Linked DNA regions of Homo sapiens: region 1 is linked to region 2. Evidence: read pairs that join two places in POLR2A ChIA-PET (ENCODE). Cell type or tissue: PC-3. All regions are shown on one strand.

Evidence for each region. ChIA-PET counts read pairs that join two places held together with the same protein. Peaks named below come from ENCODE experiments on the same cell type or tissue, not always from the same donor. Only the 100,000 strongest peaks of a DNase experiment are listed, where the experiment ranks them.
Region 1: POLR2A ChIA-PET joins it to region 2 with 5 read pairs; 1 of 35 experiments calls an interaction of 5 or more read pairs at or near these places.

Annotation. Positions count from the first base shown.
Region 1 is chr2:144,666,468-144,670,467 of GRCh38, reverse strand. It overlaps TEX41 (testis expressed 41), which reads right to left and starts at 2,501. Exons shown (of 5, transcript NR_033870.2): 1 at 2,360-2,501. In PC-3, no CTCF peak of the experiment used is centred here; a DNase peak (open chromatin) is centred at 1,627.
Region 2 is chr2:143,471,900-143,475,899 of GRCh38, reverse strand. The region is part of intron 8 of ARHGAP15 (Rho GTPase activating protein 15); the gene reads right to left. Among named protein-coding and RNA genes, the nearest start is that of ARHGAP15-AS1, 300 kb to the left of the region's middle. In PC-3, no CTCF peak of the experiment used is centred here; a DNase peak (open chromatin) is centred at 2,499; H3K4me3 peaks cover 646 bases.

The DNA.
Region 1 (4,000 bases), 1.2 Mb before region 2:
TCAGTTGATCCGGAAGTTCTGGAGCACAAATCACACCACAGCATTAGGTCTACCTTGAGGTAAAGAGGCTAGCATTTTGTCAGCTCCCCCCTACCTTGACCCCTATCCCTGTCAGTCATTGGCCACAGGACAAGTCTCCAGGGAAGAAGGCAGCTATGAGGTCACCAGCCACACTCAAAGCAGCTTGGGCAGGAGGCAGGGGGGAAGCAAGTACCAGCCACTGAAGCGTATCTAAGCAGGGTAACAATAGCATCTCCTACAGGGGATATATTTCTGGCCTTTTTTATGGTATTTTCTCATCATTTTTGCAAATAGGTCTTGTTATGCTAAATAGTTCTAGCATTTTATACCAGCTGTGTTAAATGAGACAGCAGAAAGAGCAACAGTGTGGAAAAAGAAAGATTTGTCTCTAATCAGAGTTGTGCAGCTTAATTCAGGTCAGACAACAAATGAAAGGGGGTCACTGGGAAACTTTTTCGCTCCTAAAATATAGCCATTAAGAAATATACACCGGAGGTACCTAGGTAAAGCTGAGGCACTCAGGGCGCCTGGGGAGCAGTGGTTTCCTCAGCAAGCCCAAGTGGGAGAAGGGTAGGGGGAGCAGCTTGGGCAGAAGAGAAGGTGAGTGTGACAGAGCTGTCAACTGAGGTCCCAGAGAAAGGCAAAGGTAAGAGAAGTCATGCCCATGCCCAAGAGAGAATGAGAAGGGAAGGAAGGGGAAGAAAAAGTGGTACTTATAACCCGAGAGGAAGGATGAATACAAGAATATACCCAAACAGTGTGCAATCATAGGCATGTCCTAACTCTATCTCCTGATAAAGAATGCCTCTGATTTTTCCCACCAAACTTTTCTCTGTTTCTCATATCCGACATGGCCCACTTTTTTCCTTATAAATTGTTTACATTTGAAAAAGCTCAATCATGAAACAGAAGATGGTAAAACTTCTGTTTATTTGATGGTTATTACTAACACTTCAGCTGGAGCTTCCTGAAACATTATTGCTCTTGGTTGCATTGAGGGAGGAGTTGGTATTTGTCAAAAATTATATTTGACTTTGGTTGCCCAGAAGAAATTCTGAAGCTTCCAAATGCACGGGAGGCTTTACAGAGGTGCTCAGTGAGGAAGCGGAATCTGGAGTTTATACCATACAGAACGCCCAGCCTTGCCTCCCCCAGCATGGATGGATGATCATTGCCAATCCTCATTTGTGTTTCTGACATTAATTAATTTTGGCTTTTTTAGCATATATGAAAAAAGATTGGAGATTCTCATGAATAAAACACTACAGTGGCAATACTATTTCAACCAGAATTCCGTCTCCTTCCATCATTCTCAAGCATAGATTACCACTTTTTAAAACTATTCCAACTAGGAAATATTTATGTTTGATAAAACTAAAATGTAAACATGGGTTTAAGGTGCTTGCCTAGCTTGCTTTCCTATAACAAAATATCTGCTGGTTTTCAAAGTTATATTGAAACAGTATGTTAAATTCAGTTCTGACAGCATATAAAGATACTGGCTTTCCTAGACACATAAGCAAAGTCTTTTTATGAGCTCATAAAGGCTAGACTTAAGGAATATTTAAGTAGTGGATAATTCATAGAACAATACGATATCTTTAGTCACTCAGCTAACATAGAGGGCAACCACAATTTATTCTTCTTAGAACTTCCTCTCATGTTTTATATTCTTAGGAGGTGAAAGGTATTTAGAAAAGACCTAAATACATTTTTTTATTATTATTGAACTATCAAAGATGTGCTCTCTTTGGGACTCCCTCCACTTCCTCATTCTGTGTATGTTAACCCACTTCAGAGACCATGGTGAAATGGACCCAAAACACCAACTTACTATTTGCATTATAAATGGAGACACAAAAGAATATTTTAAAACTTTTGGTTGATCTGGCATATCAAAGATTTCTTTCTCAGCTTACTTCAGTGAGTGCATTGAAGTAAACTGAAAGCAATAGCTTAAAAGTGGCTTTAAAAAGTCATAAAAAAAAAAAAACCGGCTATTTCCATGGAAATTTTCAGTTTACTCTCCGACCCCCCTCCCTTTCAGAATCGCTTCTTTCTTACCCTCCTCTTTATTTGCAGGACTCAACAAGGAGGAACTCTGGAGTTTTCTGAATTCAAGTATTAAGCTAGCTCTCACTGGAGTGCAATCCATTTTCCTTGCCTTGTCAAATTTGCACTCAAACTTCCAGCAAACTGCCTGACTCTCCTTTTCCCCCCCTCCCTGAGCTAATTACCAACACGCAGCTTGGACTCTAACCAAGCACTTCGCCATGTCGGCCATTTTCCTCTGCTTTATAAAGTTTGCAGGAAAATTACAAATCAATAGAGTGCTTACCTGAGAGTTCATAGAAGTGAGGCTGATGAAATTTAAACAAGTCGCCAGATCTCAACAATCGATACAGCTTTTCTTCCCCTTCGACCTTCATAGGTCTGCTGTTTTTATTTTCCGTTTTCAAGATGGAGGCCAGGGTCTTCCTAAGAATCATGGGAAACTTGAAATGGGCCACAGGTGAATGGCATTTCAAAGCTATTAAATAACCGCTGAACATGGGCTCCTGTGAATTGAGCCTGGGAACAGTCTCAGGTTGCCACGTTACTAGCAGTGCCGTGTAAGAACCAGGACACATTTTTAGCATTAGCTGGGGGGAGTTAAGAACTCTTCATGAAATCAGAGAATTAAAAAGTGTAGGCCAGACGCAGTGGCTCACGCCTGTAATCTCAACACTTTGAGAGGCCGAGGCCAGCAGATTACTTGAGGTCAAGAGTTTGAGACCAGCCTGGCCAACATGGTGAAAGCCTGTCTCTACTAAAAATACAAAAATTAGCTGGGCGTGGCGGCAGGTGCCTGTAATGCCAGCTGCTCAGGAGGCTGAGGCAGGAGAATTGCTTGAACTCAGCAGGCAGAGGTTACAGCGAGCCGAGATGGCACAACTGCACTCCAGTCTGGGTGCCAGAGGGAGACTCCATCTCAAAAAAAGTGTAAAATGTTCACAGAATATGAGCTTTTATTATGAGAACATGATGGGGAGGGCATTGTACTTTAGTCACTAAATTCTTAGAAGTAAAATACACACTACTACTACATTTGTCTAGGCAATAAGTTTTCTCTAATATGAAAAAGTTATGCCCATATTTGACTATTTATCATTTCAAAGTATCGTTTTCACCATGTCCTCTTTGGAGACGATATCCTATCTGCCTCTCATTTTACAGTGTTTGAATATTTAAGCTAATTTTATATAATATCTGACGTGTCTACCTACAAAAGTATCCTGAATTTTGCTTTTTTTCATATTTTATCATACTTTATACTGATCAAAAAATAGTTCATGTGGGAAAAGGTATCTGCCTCTCTGTTTACCCAAATAGATATTAATAGTGTTGATAGACTCTTACTACAGTCCTGTCATAATTTTTTTTTTTAAAACTTCTCATCTTTCTTTGAAATGGCAAAACTTCTTGAATATAAAGAGTTGAGGATGTAGAACTCTGGTTATAATTTCACAACCTATTTCAGTATTACTCTTTGGAAATACATACAATCTCAACACCAAACTTTGAAACACCATCCCTCCACACACCCCAACCTCCAAAAATAGAAAGAAAGAAAAGAAAAATAGTACAATCTCTTCACAGATTCAGTAAAATAATATTAGCATTAAATTTTGGATAACACTGATGAAGAGAGATGCTAACACTGACATTTAACAATATGGAGCTTATTAGACCAGAGGTACATTTCTCCCTCATTAAGTTAAGAAATATAGTATGTAATCATTTTAGTTTTACAACAAAATCCATTTCTTTAATGTGGTTAGATTTCTTGATTTGGGTTTGCAAAGTTACTATCTACTCCTGAACTGTAATGCAAAATTTGCTTTCTAGTTAAGCCTAGAATACTTAAAGTTATCTCTCAAATTGTTTTAGCATAATGTTTTAACAAATCTGACCCTTGGAAAGACATCCAAGTGTCACT
Region 2 (4,000 bases):
TAAATTGCATAGGAGGCTGGCAAATGAGAGTCAAGAAAAATGTATCATCCCTCAAAGCCCCTCTAAAACTGCAGAGTTCCAAGTTTACTTGAATGTTCTAGACAACGATTTCTCCTGAAATAAGGATTCCTTTGGGTCTTGTCTCTGGCTGTAAGCTATGGCCCAGGAGGATGGCTGCTCTGGGCACCCTGGGCTATGCCCTTCCTCTGGCTTCACCCCTTTGCCATGGCCTTCTTACCCCCACATTCCCCAGCTGTAAGACAGGTTCCTGGCCTGGGGCCCATGCTCTTGGCACCCTCTGTAGGGCCCACTGTGTCTTGAGGAACAGTTGGTTGTCAGAGTGGTAGCCTCCCTTGCCTTTTTCAGGACATCGAATATCCGGAAATGTCAGGCCAGAGTCAGTGAGTCTCTCACAGAATAGTTTTGTTGGGACAGAACCCTCTATTAAAAGCATCATTTTGACATAAGATTTAAGCTATTTGCTCCAAAATGTGCGTGCGAAGCACTGATGCCCTCCCCCACAGGAAGTGTATTGAAAAATGCAAGGGGTGCTCTGAGCAGATCTGAGGACACAGTATGTCGTCTACGGCTAAGTGATCAGGGATAGTGGGGTGGTTTGTCCTCACAAATGCTGACAGACAGCTGCAGTTTGCAGCTGGCAGGGAGCTTATGCTCACTAAACAAAGATCTAGCTGGAGCCCGGTGAATACTTGGCTCTATTGCAATAATCATAATTCATAACATACATTTCTAAAGAAGGAGAGAAAACTAGGAAAAGCCCCACAAAGATCCACATCATTCTGACACTTGATGTGGTCTGGATATAGGTTGTTTTATGTGTTGTCCATTTTGAAATCCCTCTGGGTGCTGTATGGTGATGGTGGTCACCATGTGTGTGACAAATGGAACTACTTTCTGCTTCCAGCCACCCTTTTGGATTAACTCTTCCTTCCATTTAAAAATTGTGATGGGAGATTTACTTACTGCCAAAACTCCAGTGTTATCCCAAATATTTTACTTCTTTCCTAAATGAGTTAATTGTAATCAAATTGCCAAGCTTTTTTCTGTTGTTGACCGTCAGATAACCCCATTCTTGGGCACAGTTCATGTTGGAGTCTCAGAAACATGAAATATTAAATCTGGAGGGAACTTGAGAGAGCATGGAGTGAATGCGCCTAGCTTTTCAGATGAAGAAAAAGACGCCCAAATTGTTTAAATCATTTGGTTAAGGCCACGTAGTAAGAAATAAAGGTTCAATCCAAATTTCTTAATCACCATTTCTGGTTTTCTGTCAGCACCTCTTTATGCCTCTCTAATCTCACATTTAATTTTAGAGAAACACTGTTCCTAAATCCAGAAGAATGTTCCAGAAGAGACAGTTCTGTTGTTCGAGGTGCCCACTACTGGCCCAATTCTTCCAGTAACCAGGAATTTTAGATTTAAATCTAAATGCAGTAATTGCCATCAATTAATTTTGTTTTATCCTACATTTTTTAAGAATTGGGCAGTTTTGAATATAATATGGAAATATATTTAAATTTGTATGCATAATTATGCATAATAACCTGAAAAATACATGCCTCAAGGGTGGGGGGTGATTACAGTAGCCTTCCTTTTGACATGTAGCAATGCTAAGTGTTTTGCTTTTATCCATTTCTTTAACTTTTGGTAACCTGAAATCTGTAATAGATTATTATTATTTGGGGTTTTGAGTCTTCCTTTTCCCTGGGGGAAGAGGATTTTGTTGCTGAATGCCAGGACACCCCTACAGATGCAGATGTCACTGAGAAGAGTGCCTGCTGGATATAATTTCCATGTGTTTCAGCCTAAGCTAGGAGGGAATATAGAGGATTGAGCTATGGATGGGAAAATTCATTTCGCCAAATTCCAACCCCTCTGAAACTTGAACTTTTGGACTATTGAACGGGCTGAGATTTCGGTCTTCTTCAGGCTTGTTTACTCTTCACAAAATGGAACTTCTGGTCTTGGAAAAGAAAAGTCTTTGGGTTTTAAAGGCCTCCAAAAGCTTCTTGAGACATTAAGTACCTCTTACATAAAATAACACAGTGATGATTTAAGACTGGAGGAATTGGAAATGCACAGATTAAATGACCTTTAAAATACACATAGGTTTAAAATCGAAAGGAAAATGCACTTAGCAAAAAAGCATTTGGGATTTATTTCTAAAATATGGCTGGAAACATTAAGCAAACTCAAAATGAGGCAGTGCGCACACATCCTCATTTTGACTTAAAGATCTACTTTAAATAACACAACAGATGTAGTCATCAGCATTTATTCCAACAGGGACACTGTGAATGGTGAGAAAGACACGGTAAGACATGGCTAATAACAAGAACTACTGTCATTGTTGTCCCTTAATCCTCCAAACTGTCAAAGCAGAACCAAGAGTAAAAGAGAAATATTCTGGCAGGATCTGACTCCCTCCCCATTTTTGTCAAGCAGTTCAGTTAGGAAATATCCACCAGGAAATATTTCCTTCACTTAGTCATCAGAAAGAAAGTTTAGCTGTTTGCACTCTGGCACAGCAGAAAAAAGAAAAGGCCACCTGTGAACGTTAGTGTGAAAACACGAACAAGTGCTGGGGAATGCAATGGCTAAGGAAAGCAGAGGGGGACAGAAACATGGAGCTTAGGTGGGCCTTTGCAAAGGAAAATGGAAATTTATTGCTCCATTGCAAGTCAATGGCCAGCTGAGAATTTCTCTGAGTCATGTGATGGTTTGGCAAAAATATTTCTTTTCTCATTTCATGGCCACAAGAAATAAAATGTTGTTGGAATGCAAACTGGAGGTGAGGCTGAAGGTGGGGTGAGGTGGGTCTTCACGTTCTAGTTTGGAGTTTAATGGTGGTTCCTACACTGTCTGTCATCAAGCCTAGTATGTAGCGGTGATCAATAAAAATGTTTAATAATTGAATAGTATCAGAGCAAGATGTATGGTGGAAAGCACACAGGCTTGCGCATTAAGAGATCTAATTTTGAGTCCTGGGTCTACCACTTAGCAAGTGTGTGACTTAACTTCCCTGGAGCCCAGTCTCCTCATCTGCATAATAAGGATAAAAAGATCTTGGTGCCATGTTGCAAGGATTAAATACTATGATGTACAATATCACAGTGCTTTATATATACTCAAGTAGATTACAGTCCTCCCCTCCCTTCCTCCTCCTCTTCATCATTCCCCCCATCATCATCATAATTTACAGCTTTCACTAGCTTAGCTGAAAAGTGAGTTAAATAGAGATAGTCCTTAGGCTTTGGGAGCTAACAATTAAACCTCACAATACTGATGCGTCTAAACAGAAAGAGGATATGAATAATTTAAGAAACTTGGAATAAGTATATAAAATTAAATTAAGCTTATATTAATACTAGCTCTCATTAAAAAGTCATGTTCATATTGAATAGGAAGAGCCCTAGGAATCGCCTGTTGAGACAGTACATTTTCTCACACTTTTGACGCATTGCATACCCAATTCTCCAACTGCATGAATGTTTGTTAATTGCAACTTGATAGCAATAAATGTACTGGTAGTATAAATCTCCCTGGTGAATGCATGGTGTGGGTTACTACTACCACTTCTCCTAATAATAATTTTAAAAAAATATATAGAAATCTTTTATTTTATACACCTTAATTTAAAATTTATGCCGTGTCTACCCAAACAGAAATGGCAGGAGGTCTGATTTGATAAATGTGGAACAATGTTACCTTATGTAGTGATGATAATGATCAGAATTGCATCAGATGTATATCCCATGCCATGTAGCCTTAGGACACACAATTGTATACTTTGATAATCACAGCTGAAACATCTTTTACATATTAAAAAAAATTTAACACAACACTTGATTAATTGCAGATGGAATGTCAGCTCTGGGGAGAATCTAAAGATCCAAGGAACTGAGCTGTGAGTACGGTTGGGGGTAAGGGAGTAGATTAGTAGGCAGGAGACCCTTTGCTTTGCTTCTGCAGGCCATAG